2 separate regions of the Homo sapiens genome follow, and region 1 is linked to region 2. The links are chromatin loops, found by intact Hi-C in ENCODE. Cell type or tissue: PC-9. All regions are shown on one strand. Each heading gives the region's core, and the rest is flanking DNA. Links, peaks and the distances in the headings are about the cores only.

What was found. A loop is a pair of places that touch in the nucleus more often than their neighbours do. Peaks named below come from ENCODE experiments on the same cell type or tissue, not always from the same donor. Only the 100,000 strongest peaks of a DNase experiment are listed, where the experiment ranks them.
Region 1: a loop joins it to region 2, with 4 times the contacts of the local background. A loop is called at or near these places in 2 of 110 quality-filtered maps.

Annotation. Positions count from the first base shown.
Region 1 is chr7:76,084,811-76,091,185 of GRCh38, reverse strand. It overlaps the pseudogene RNU6-863P. Among named protein-coding and RNA genes, the nearest start is that of MDH2, 40 kb to the right of the region's middle. In PC-9, for the core only: no CTCF peak of the experiment used is centred there; DNase peaks (open chromatin) are centred at 1,165, 3,605 and 4,925; H3K4me3 peaks cover 321 bases; H3K27ac peaks cover 5,000 bases.
Region 2 is chr7:76,288,469-76,294,843 of GRCh38, reverse strand. No RefSeq gene overlaps it. Among named protein-coding and RNA genes, the nearest start is that of HSPB1, 11 kb to the left of the region's middle. RefSeq lists enhancers at 51-190, 2,541-3,056, 3,123-3,432, 4,089-4,604 and a cis regulatory region at 2,680-3,448. In PC-9, for the core only: CTCF peaks have their summits at 2,842 and 3,048 (motif pointing left); DNase peaks (open chromatin) are centred at 1,043, 2,423 and 3,073; H3K4me3 peaks cover 1,049 bases; H3K27ac peaks cover 2,967 bases.

The DNA.
Region 1 (6,375 bases), core at 660-5,659, 200 kb after region 2:
CGCCTCCTGGGTTCAAGCGATTGTCCTGCCTCAGCCTCCTGAGTAGCTGTAGCTGGGATTACAGACATGCACAACCATGCCCCGCTAATTTTTATACTTTTAATAGAGACAGGGTTTCACCATGTTCGTCAGGCTGGTCTCGAACTCCTGACTTCAGGTGATTCACCGGCCTCGGCTTCCCAAAGTGCTGGGATTACAGGCATGAGCCACCACGCCCGGCCAAGGGCAGAAACTGTTATACCTTGTTCACCGCTGTTTCCTGGGCACCTATTATAGTGCCTGGTATATAGTAGGAGCTCAAGAAGTGTTTGTTAGGGCCTGATGTGTTGGCGCAAGCCTGTAATCCCAGCTTTTTGGAAGGTGGGGGCCAGAGGATTGCTTGTGCCCAGGAGTTCAAGGCCAGCCTGGGCAACGTAGTGAGACCCTGTCTCTAGAAAAAATAATAAACTGGCCAGGCACGGTGGCTCACACTTGTAATCCCAGCACTTTGGGAGGCCGACGTGGGCAGATCATCTGAGGTCAGGAGTTCAAGACCAGCCTAGTGAACATGGTAAAACCCCATCTCTACTAAAAATATAAAAATTAGTCAGGCATGGTGGCATGCACCTGTAATCCCAGCTACTCGGGAGGCTGAGGAAAGAGAATTGCTTGAACCCAGGAGGCAGAGGTTGCAGTGAGCTGAGATCATGCCACTGCACTCCAGTCTGGGCAACAGAGCGAGACTCCGTCTGAAAAAAAAAAAAAAAAAAAAAAAAGACAAGAAAAAATAATAAATTTAGCTGGGTGTGGTGTTACATGACTGTAATCCCCGCTACTTGGGAGGCTAAGGTGGGAGGATCACTTGAGCCCAGGTGACGGAAGCTGCAGTGAGCCATAACGAAGCTGCAGTGAGCCATAATCATCCGCCTGTACTTCAGCCTGTGTAACAGAAGGGGACTCTGTCTCAAAAAAAGTAAAAAAAAGAAAAAGAAATATTCATTGGGAAAATAAAAAAAGAGTGAACAAGCAAAGTTTCAGGAGAGTACTGTGAATGTGGGTCGTGTCAGTAGAGTGTAGGGAGTTGGGCAGGAGCGGCTGGACTTGAAGAGCAGGTTGGTGGAGACCAGGTCATTTATCGTAAGCAGTTTGCCCTGTAGCATGTAGATCAAATATCCCACATTGGCTGCTGGCGACTGAACTGGGCTTCCTGTTTCTGTGTTTGGTTTGACCATCACAGTGTTGAAGAACTATTGAAGTGAATACCTTGCAGTTTGCTACAGTTCCCCCTGGTCTCCCACATTACTCTGGCCTCATTCCCTCCTGTAGGTTGCCTGACCTGCTGAGACCTGTGTTTGCTATCCCTGCAGATGGGTGGGTAGGAGGTGATTTAAGGAGGAAGATTTAATATATGAGTTATAGAAAGATAAATAGACTGGGCACAGTGGCTAAAGCCTATAATCCTAGCACTTTCGGAGGCGAAGGCGGGAGGATTAGTTTGACCCAGGAGTTCAAGACCAGTCTGGGCCACATAGTGAGACCCCGTCTCTACAAAAAATTAAAAAATTAGCCAGGCATGGTGGCATTCACCTGTAATCCCAGCTACTCAGGAGGCTGAAGTGGGAGGATAGCTTGACCCCAGGAGTTGAAAGCTGCAGTAAGCAGTGATCTTGCCACTGCACTCCAGTCTGAGTGACAGAGTGAGACCCTATCTCAGAAAAAAAAAAGCAAGAGAGAGGTAAATAGATCTAGCATTGGTGGGAGTGTGCTTTTGAGTGCTCTTTAGGAGAAATTTTTATTTTAATATTTTTTTCTTCTTTAAATTTTTTATATTCCAGCAGGCTGGGTCCATTCTCTCCCCTTTAATTTCTCAAACACAAAGCGCCCTGCCAGAATCTCAAGTTGGATCTGCAGTAGATCACCATTAACATAGCAGCCTGATATGTTGTAAGTCCTTATGCCAGGAACTGTGCAGGATACAAAATGTAAGAGAAGGCTGGAATAGAGCATCTCTGGGGGAAACGAGAGCCAGAGATACAGCGGTGTCCCATGGAGACAGCCAGCTGGTGTTCGGTAGTGCTTTGTGGAAAGGCTGTACTTTGGTAAGGTCTCCACATCTGCAATGTGGCCTTCAATATTATAGGTCCCCAAACTCCAGGTTTTTACATTCCCTGCATAGGTCAGGGTTGTAGGGAGTGATTCACCCTAGCAGAACTCCCTGGTTTTTAAGGCAGGTGTTCCATTTATTAATTGACAAAGGATGCAAATTTCTCCTTTGGTAACCTGATGAGTTAGGTCTTTTCCCCAGGGACTCCCTTTCCACCTGAAGTTTCTTGGAAAACTAAGCAGAGGATGAGGGAAAGGCTGTGAACAAGCTTGCTGGTCCATCCCGGTCCTAAAAAAGAGCATACGTCTTCTGTAACCAGAAGACCTTTTTCACTAGTCAAGGCTGGGCAGACTGAGATGAGGTGTGTGTGTGTGTGTGTGTGTGTGTGTGTGAAGGCTGGGCAGACTGAGATGAGTGTGTGTGTGTGTGTGAAGGCTGGGCAGACTGAGATGAGGGGTGTGTGTGTGTGTGTGTGTGTGTGTGTATGTTTTCTCACTCTGTCACCCAGGCTGGAGTGCAGTGGGATCAGAGCTCACTGCAGCTTCTACTTCTGCAGCTTCCACTTTGATCCTCCCACTTCAGCCTCCAAAGTAGCTGGGACTATAGGAATGTGCCCCCGCACCCAGCTCATTTTCTAATTTTTTGTAGAGATGAGGTTTCACTGTGTTACCCAGGCTGGTCTTGAACTTTTGGCCTCATGGGATATCCTCCTGCCTTAGTCTCCCAATGGGCTGGGATTATAGGTGTGAGCCACCTCACCTGACCTGTGATGAGTTTTCAACAATGTGATTCCTCTTTTACAGAACCACCTAAGCTAAATATTCTTTTGAGAACAAGGGCTAGCCTGTAGTTTCATTGCCTTTTTTCCATTTGTGGTTTTTGCCAGGTGGAATTTAAATGACCTCTTATCAAGATGGATAAACCCAAGTTTCCCAGTGCTGGAATATAGAAAATGGATGGACAAGTAAGTCCCACTCAGCACCCATAGCCCAGACATGGGGACCTCAACACACCTGGGCCCCAGACATCACCTTTCATTGTGAGTAGCTCAGAGATGACACTTTTGGTTGTTAAGTGCCCACTGGCAGTAGTTTCTGTAATAGCAAGTGAAGGAATAAATAGTCACCAAAACATTTTCTGTTCCCAATTCCAACATTTAATTGGATGAGATAATTATTTTATGAAGAATTTTCATATGGCACAGTCATGGCCATATCTTCAAGTCAACAGAAAAATTCTATTAAACAGTCAACCTTCTGTCTCACTCTGTTGCCCAGACTGGAGTGCAGTGGTGCAATTATGGCTCACTGCAGCCACAACTTCCTGGGCTCAAGCAATCCTCCCACCTCAGCCTCCCAAAGTGCTGGAATTATAAGCAGACAGCCACCATGCCTGAAAGCTCGACAGTTTACATCAAGTGTAATAAGAATGCTCACGCCCTGTGACTCACAGTAATCTCACTTCTGGAAATACCATCTTTGGATATAATTCAACCTAAACAAAAGGTCATATGCACACAGTGAAAATCCGGATGTAATTTTTTTCTCTTTTTAAAAAAAATATGGAATGATTCAGAAACTTGCATGTCGTTCTTGCACAGAGGCCATGCCAATCTCCCTATTGTTCCAACTGTAGTATACGTGCTACTGAAGCAAGCATGAGTAATTTAAGATAAAGTGGTTAAGTGGAATAAGGAAGAGTTATGGGGAATTTAAAAATTTATGGTATTTATAGGCACCTAGTAACAGCTCAGTAAATATTAGCTGCTACTTTTATTATTTTTATGGTAATTCCACTCAATTAAAAACTGTCATTAAAAATTACCATTGTCATGGAACATAATGTATCCTACAGTATAATTGTAAAAACAGATACAATTTGTCTCTTGGTATATTGGGGGGATTAGTTCCAGCTCCCCCATTTCTGTGTACACCAAAATCCACCCATACTCACTGCAGCCTAGACTTTTCAGGCGCAAGGGATCTTCCCACCCCAGACTCCAAAGTAGCTGGAACTATAGGTGTGCACCACCACCACACCTGGCTAATTTTTTTTCTTTTTTTGGTAGACACAGGGTCTCACTATGTTGCCCAGACTGGTCTCCAACTCCTGTCCTCAAGCGATCCTCCTGCCTAGGCTTCCCAAATTGCTGGGATTACAGGCATGAGCCACCATGCCTGGCCTCTGCTAGTTCTGTATTCTCTAGAGTTGTCTTTCATTTGTGCTAGTGTGTCACTCATTACGCCAATCCTCTGTTATAATTAATACTTTTTATATTAAATTTACATATATATATATATTTTTTTACTTTTTTTTTGTTTTTTATTGGTACTGGGTCTCACTCGATCACCTAGGCTAAAGTGCAGTGGCACGATCTCTGCTCATGGCTACCTCCACTTCCCAGGCTCAAGCAATTCTCCTTCCTCAGCCTCCTGAGTAGCTGGGATTACAGATATGTGCCACCACGCCTGGCTAATTTTTGTGTTTTTTGTAGAGACGGTGTTTCGCCACGTTTCCCAGGCTGGTCTCAAACTCCTGAGCTCAAAGCGATCACCCGCCTTGGCCTCCCAAAGTGCTGGGATTACAGGTGTGAGCCACTATGCCCATTTTAGTTTAAACTTCTGAGTGGTTTATATCTCCTGATTGGACTCCTAGAAATACAGAATTGATGCTGGGAAGGGTACCAGGAGATGGACCCACACAGATGGGATTTAGGCATAGGTTTGGTTATCCAAGGAGCAGAGCTGAGCTATTTGCCAGTGGGACATGGGATGCTGATGATTTCTAGGAAGTGACCTCACAATGACTCAAGCTACCACTTAATGTTGATTGTGATGAAATGCCAGCCGAGGCATATGCCATTCAAGCTAAGGGTGCTACACTTGACCACTGCGGCAGTATAGATGAGTCTGAAGAATGGTATGGGATGGATACTTACGAATGCACTCGAGCAGGGGTCTCCATCCACAGGGCCACAGAGCCAGAGGTGAGCAGCAGGTGAGTGAGGGGAAACTTCATCTGTATTTATAGCCCCTCCCCATTGCTCACATGACCACCTGAGCGCCATGTCTTGTCAGATCAGCGGCAGCATTAGATTCTCATAGGAGCATGAACCCTGTTGTGAAGTGTGCAGGTAAGGGATCTAGGTTGCGTGCTCCTTATGAGAATCTAATGCCTGTTTCTCCCTTCGCCCCAGATGGACAGTCTAGTTGCAGGAAAATAAGTTCAGAGATCCCACTGATTGTACATTATCATGAGTTGTAGAATTATTTCATTGTATATTACAATGCAATAATAATAGAAATAAAGTGCACAATATATGTAATGCACTTGAATCATCCTGAAGTCATTCCCTCCACCACCAGTCTGTGGGAAAAATTGCCTTTCATAAATTCACTCTGTTTTTTTGCATAGAGACAGGGTCTTAATGTGTTGCCCAGGCTGATCTCAAACTGCTGGGCTCGAGTAATCCACCCCTCTCAGCCTCCCAAAGTGTTGAGATTACAGGCGTAAGCTACCACGCTCAACCAAGACTGAATTTCTTAAATAAAAATTAGGGGAGATTACTTGAGCCCAGGAGGTCGAGGCTGCAGTGAGCCCTGATTGCACCACTGCATTCCAGCATAGGTAACAGAATGAGACTCAGTCTCAAAAAATAAAATAAAATAAAAATTAGACTGGGCATGGTGGCTCACGCCTGTAGTCCCAGCACTTTGGGAGGCCGAGGCAGGCAGATCACGAGGTCAGGAGATTGAGACCATCCTGGCTAACACGGTGAAACCCCATCTGTACTAAAAGTACAAAAAATTAGCCAGGTTTGGTGGCAGGTACCTGTAGTCCCAGCTACTCGGGAGGCTAAGGCAGGAGAATGGTGTGAACCCAGGAGGCAGAGCTTGTAGTGAGCCGAGATTGCGCCACTGCACTCCAGCCTGGGCAACAGAGCAAGACTGTCTCAAAAAAAAAAAAAAAAAAAAAAAAAAAATTAACCCTTTATGAAGTTCCCAGTAATTCTTTCCTTCCTAAGTGTTCCCCATAAGGCTTTGAATTTTGTTTGCTTTTCACATACCATTTAAAACGTTTAAGAACTTGTGTCTGTCTGTGTCATCCCTTTTTTTTTTTTTTTAAAGAATATCTTTTTGTCACTTCCAGCTGGATCTACCATGAAAGACTTCAGAGTCCAGGAAGAGAGACTGATTGGGCAACATGTTATTCAGTTACAAAAAGACTTGGACTATGACTCAAAAATGATCAAATAATAGTGCATGCATCCAATGCAATAAGAAGCACTTCTG
Region 2 (6,375 bases), core at 919-5,918:
GGCAGCTGCCCGAGCTCCCTGGAGAGGCCTGACAGCTGATGGATGACGCCAGCCCCCGGGCCTGCTGGGAATTGAAAATATGGACGACAGTAATCAGAGCGCCGGGGGTGGGGTAGAGGGGACGCTGGGTCTTTCTGGAAACGTCTAGACACTGTCTCTCTGGGAGTCCGCTTCTAAAAACCCACCTCCAGCCTGCCCCACTCCCTGGACCTCTGGTTTCTGGCTGGACTGGGAGGGGGCCATGCCACCCCCATCACCACTGAAGCGGGGGCCACAGAGGGACCAGGTGGGAGGGCTGGGGATCTGTCCTCCCGCCCCTCCCGCTCTGGCTGTCTAGCTCTGGAGTCTGGGGACCTGGATGTCTTTGACTGCAGCCTTGGCCAAGGGCCGGCATCCGTGACTCATTTTCTTGATCTGTACAATGAAACCATTGGACTGGATGTTCTAAGTCTCCTTCCAGGGCCGTGAATCAACAGTTTCTCCTCCATTCTTCCCCTCCCCTCCAGGTCCCCTGCATTACCCACTCCACAGCCTAAATGCTGCAGGACAGGGCTGTGCACATGGGAAGGGGTGACAAAGATCCCCCGTTTGACCAAACTTTACTCAGACTCTGGAACCTCCTAAGCCCCTCTGCATAAATCCAGTCTTCCCCACCCCCCCGCCGACAGAGTCTCGCTCTGTTGCCCAGGCTGGAGTGCAATGGCGCAATCTCAGCTCACTGCAACCTCTGACTCCTGGGTTCAAGCGATTCTCCTGCCTCACTTAGCCTCCCGAGTAGCTGGGATTACAGGCATGAGCCACCATGCCTGGCTAAGTTTGTATTTTTAGTAGAGATGGGGGTTCACCATGTTGGTCAGGCTGGTCTTGAACTCCTGACCTCAGGTGATCCACCCGCCTTGGCCTCCCAATGTGCTGGGATTACAGGCGTGAGCCACTGCGCCCTGTTCGTAAATCCAGTTTTTGCAAGAAACCTGTTTAGCAAGAGCCGCTCACCCTTGAGATCTGATCACCCTCCAATCAGGTTCCTCATCCTCTACCATCTCCCAGGTGGTGTCTGATCTCCCTGGCTGGCCTTCAGCTAGAATCCTGCTAGGTCAGTTGAGCCAGAACCCCCCAGTATTTCCTCTTAGTAATTTTCCATCCACTCACGCCACCCTGCTCCTGGGCCATAAATTCTCCCTTGCCCGTGCTCTCTTCAGAGTTGAGCCCAATCTCTCTTCCTCCACTGCACAATCCCATTGCAGTCTTGCCTAGATATCTCTTGTGATGATCCTGAATAAAATGTTCCTGCTCGTGCTTTAACGAGTATCATAGAATCATTTTTTAAACAGTGGAGGTAGGAGTGAGGGGAGGACAGGAGACACTCACCAGGCCTGAGATGGGAACGTTCCCTCCCTGTTGGCCAGCTAAGCCTGGATATGACCTGCGCTGCTTTAAATCAGAGTGAGATGGAGAAAAGGGGTGAATGAGGCAGGAGTCCTCCTTAAGCCTGCGGGAGAGTGGGATTCCTATCCCGAGATAGATTTAGATTTCCCCCTTAAGAGAGCCCTAGAAAGTGGGTAGGTGGAGGGGGAGGTAGGAGACCCCCAGGCATCTGGGTCTCTAAGATGCCTCCTTGGGTAGGTGGAGGGGGAGGTAGGAGACCCCCAGGCATCTGGGTCTCTAAGATGCCTCCTTGGGTGAGTGGAGGGGGGCCTGGAGGCCAGCAGGTGCCTGGTGATGGGGCCAGTTTGCTGAGTATTCCCTCAACTGAGAGAGGAAGGCAGGAGGCCCGGGGTCTTCTAGAACGTCTCAAAAAAAGGCAGGCAGGCCGCACGAGGTGGCTCATGCCTGTAATCCCAGCGCTTTGGGAGGCTGAGGCAGGTGGATTGCTTGAGGCCAGGAGTTTGAGACCAGCCTGGCCAACATGGTGAAACCCTGTTCCTACTAAAAATACAAAAATTAGGCCAGGCGCAGTGGCTCACGCCTGTAATCCCAGCACTTTGGGAGGCTGAGGTGGGCAGATCACCTGAGGTCAGGGGTTCGAGACCAGCCTGGCCAACATGGTGAAATCCCATCTCTACTAAAAATACAAAAATTAGCCAGGTGTGGTGGTGCACACCTGTAATCTCAGCTACTCAGGAGACTGAGGCAGGAGAGTCACTTTAACCCGGGAGGTGGAGGTTGCAGTGAGCCGAGATCGTGCCATTGCACTCCAGCCTGGCGACAAGAGTGAAACTCCATCTCAAAAGAAAAAAAAAAACCTACAAAAATTAGCCGGGCATGGTGGTGCAAACCCAAAGTCCCAGCTCTTAGGAGGCTGAAGCTTGAGAATTGCTTGAACCTGGGAGGTGGGGGTTGTAGTGAGCTGAGATTGCACCACTCACTGCACTCCAGCCCGGGTGACACAACGAGACTCTGTCTCAAAAAAAAAAAAAAAAAAGTTGGGGGTGGTGAGGGGATGGGGGACAGGCTGGGACAGCCAAGCTGGGCAGGTGCCCTGTGGCCTGTCACCCTGTCTGGGGCTGTAGGAAACTGATTAAGGAGAAAGGGGAAAATACAGTTGTGAAAACAGGAAACCGGAAAGCTCTGTCCGGCCTCCTGGCTGCTGTATGTGTTGGAAGGAAAAACGTGGTATGGAGTGGGGGCTCCCCTGGGCCCTATCTGAAGAGAGAGAGACCACGAGAGGACCAAGTTTACCCCAAACCAGAAGAGTGCGCCCCAGGCTCAGGACCCTCTGGCGAGAAGTGCCCACATCCTGGGGACGGTCTTCTGCCCGCTGCTCTGGGACTGGAGTTTCCTGTTTTCCTGCCGGCCGTCCTGGTCCTATTCTTCCCTTTCCCCAGGGTATAGAGCAGAGTTCAGTCGGCTGACTGAGTTCAGACGGGGTGGGGCGGGGGGGGGGCTGGTATGCTCCCCACCCCTTCCCCACGAAGCCAGGGCAGGCATGGAGGACGAAGGCTTGGGGCTTCCAGGCTGGGACGAGCCCTGGCCCAGGCATCTCTCTGCTCCAAGCCTGTTGGTCCTGGCTGCATTTTTTCCCTTACTCTCTGTCGCCCTCTAGTGTCGGCTTTCCGCCACCACGCCTCGCCTTTGGTGCCCAGGCCTCCCCCAAAGTTTCTGCAACCGTTCCTCTGCGGGTTCCTTCCTTCACTCGATGACTCATTCAACAAACATTTCAAAGTGGCCTACGTGGGCGATGCAGAGACAAGGAAGACATGTCCTGGCCTCCAGAAGCTCAGAGCTTTGGGGAGAGATAAACATGCTAGCAAATAAATCACTGGAAGAAGAGACTGGGCCCTAAACACAGGCTCCCAGAGAACCCCAGAGACAGGAGTAGTCACGGCAGCTGCACATCAGGAAGGCCGCATGGAGGAGGAGGTGGCTGAGCTGGGCCTTGGCCTGTGAGCTCACCTGAACCCGTGGAGGCAGAGAGGGCATGAGGGGCGCCAGCTGGGCTCGGGGTATTGGAATCAAGGGCAGCGATGGGAGATAAGGTGGGAGGGCGCCCTGGGAGGAGCCAAGGATGGCACGTGCCAGGTGGAGTCACTCAGAAGGCCTTCCAAGGCCTGTGAGCTGGTGGATGTGGCCTCAGGAGGCAGGTTCTGCATGGCAAGGAGTTCTGTCTCATTTATTCAGTACTGTGTCCTCAGAGCCAGCCACTCTGCAGGGGACATAGGAATTGTTCAATAAGTATTTGTGGAATGAGTGAATGGGTGTTCAGATCTGCATGTTAGAAATAATGGGAGTGGTCAGGCATGGTGGTTCATGCCTGGAATCCCAGTGCTTTGGGAGACTGAGGCAGGAGGATCGCTCTAGGCCAGGAGTGTGAGACCAGCCTGGGCAACATAGCGAGATCCCGTCTGTACAAAAAATAATGGCCGGGTGCAGTGGCTCATGCCTGTAATCCCAGCACTTTGGGAGGTCGAGGTGGGTGGATCACTTGAAGTCAGGAGTTTGAGACCAGCCTGGCCAACATGGTGAAACCTCATCTCTACTAAAAACACAAAAACTAGCTGGGTGTGGTGGTGCATGCCTATAATCCCAGCTACTCAGGAGGCTGAAGCAGGAGAATTGCTTGAACCCAGGAGGCGAAGGTTGCAGTGAGCCGAGATTGTGCCACTGCACTCCAGCCTGGGTGACAGAGCGAGACTCTGTCTCAAAACAAAAACAAGAAAACAAAAAAGCAAAAATTAACGGCGTAGTGGAGTGCACTCGTAGTCCCAGCTACTCAGGAGGCTGAGGCAGGAAGATCTCTTGAGACCAGGAGATCAAGGCTGCAGTGAGCCATAATGGTGCCACTGCACTCTAGCCTGAGCGACAGAGTGAGACCCTGTCGCAAAAAAAAAAAAAAAAAAAAAAAGGAAAGAAAAGAAAAAAGCAGGAGGGATTGGAGAAGGCAATGAGGCAGGCTGGCCAGTGAGGAGGCCGGTAGGGCCAGGTGCTGAGGTGGGGTGGGAAGGAAGCAATTGCAATGGCTGGGAGCAGCCTGGCTGTGGCGTGCAGAAGGCAGTCAGGCTGGGCAGTGACGGAATGGGATGGGAGGTTGGGGGACGGAGCAGCCAGACAGCAGAGTCCCTAGGCCCAGTGCCATGCTCAGTGTGAGACAGGCTGAGTTGCAGGACAACCTCAACTGTGCTGCCACTCAGATGTGCAGATGTGTTTCACGCATCTCTAGCACAGGGCCAAGTCTGCTTCCCCGTAGCCCAGCCCCTTGCCTTGAGGCGTTTTGTTGAACTTGTTAGAAAGGGTTACAGAGATCACGAGGGCTTCTTTTTGTTATCTTTTTTTCTTTCTTTCTTTGTGTGTGTGTGTGTGTGTGTGTGAGAGAGAGAGAGAGAGAGAGAGAGAGAGGAGAGAGAGAGAGACGGAGTTTCACTCTTATTGCCCAGGCTGGAATGCAATGGCAGGATCTCGGCTCACTGCAACCTCTGCCTTCCAGGTTCAGGTGATTCTCCTGCCTCAGCCTCCAGAGTGGCTGGGATTACAGGCGCCCACCACCACGCCTGTCTAATTTTTTGTATTTTTAGTAGAGACGGGGTTTCACCATGTTGGCCATTCTGGTCTCAAGTGAGCCACTTGCCTCGACCCCCCAAAGGCCTGGGATTACAGGCGTGAGCCACCGCACCTGGCCAATCACCAGGGCTTCTGTGAACAGCTTCCGTGGATAGGAAACAGAGCCACTGGTCAGGTGCCCCTTCTAGTTTTGGGGAAAAGAAGCTGGAATGGGGTCATGTCATGACACAGCCCCAGCTCTGGGGACTGGGCCAAGGACACCTATGTCATGGCCCACACAGAAGTGGGAGCAGGGGCCACCTCAGCCGCACCCTCATTGGAGGTGGACCAGGGTTCTTAACCGGTGGGACGCTAAAAGCCTTCAGAGTGAGTATGTGTGTGATAGATCCAGTGTTACAAGCCACACTGCAGGCATGCGCACATTCTTCTGGGAGGGTTCTCAGCCTTCATCAGATTCTCGAAGAAGACCTGATTCAAAACAAGCTTAAAACCCACCACTCTAAGAGAGAGAAATGACGGAGAAGAAGGGGAAGGAGGAGAGAGAGGCTAGAGGCAAGAAAGAGGGGGAGGAGGAGGAATTGTGTATTTCTTTAGATCTAATAAAAGAAAGAAATACAGGCCAGGAGCGGTGGCTCATGCTTGTAATCTCAGCACTTTGGGAGGATTGCTTGAGCTCAGAAGTTCGAGACCAGCCTGGGCAACATGGTGAAACCCTGTCTCTACCAAAAAAAAAATACAAAAATTAGCTGGGTATGGTGGTGCATACCTGTAGTCCCAACTATTAGGGAGGCTGAGGTAGGAGGATTGCTTGAGCCCAGGAGGTCAAGGCTACAGTGAATGGAGATCGTGTCACTGCACTCCAGCCTGGGCAACTGAGTGAGACCTGGTCTCCAAGTTTGTTTTTTTTTTTTTGAGACAGAGTCTCGCTCTGACACCTAGGCTGGAGTGCAGTGGTGTGATCTTAGCTCACTGCAATCTCCATCTCCTGGGTTCTAGCGATTCTCCTGCCTCAGCCTCCCAAGTAGCTGGGATTACAGGCATGCACCACCACGCCCAGCTAATTTTTGTATTTTTAGTAGAGACGGGGTTTCTCCATGTTGGTCAGGCTGGTCTTGAACTTCTGACCTCATGATCTGCCCGCCTTGGCCTCCCAAAGTGCTGTGATTACAGGCCAGGAGCCACTGAGCCTGGCCCTCACATTTTTAATAAATAAATAAATAAAAAGGAAATTAACTTCTGTAAACCACTCTTTCCAGGCACCCTGCTAGTCCCTAGCCAGAGGCAGGCACGGGGTTTTCCCTAAGTGGCCACCATTTCTTTCCTTTCTTTTCTCTTTCTTTTCTTTGTTTTTTTTCTTTCTTTCCTTTGTTTTTTTGTTTT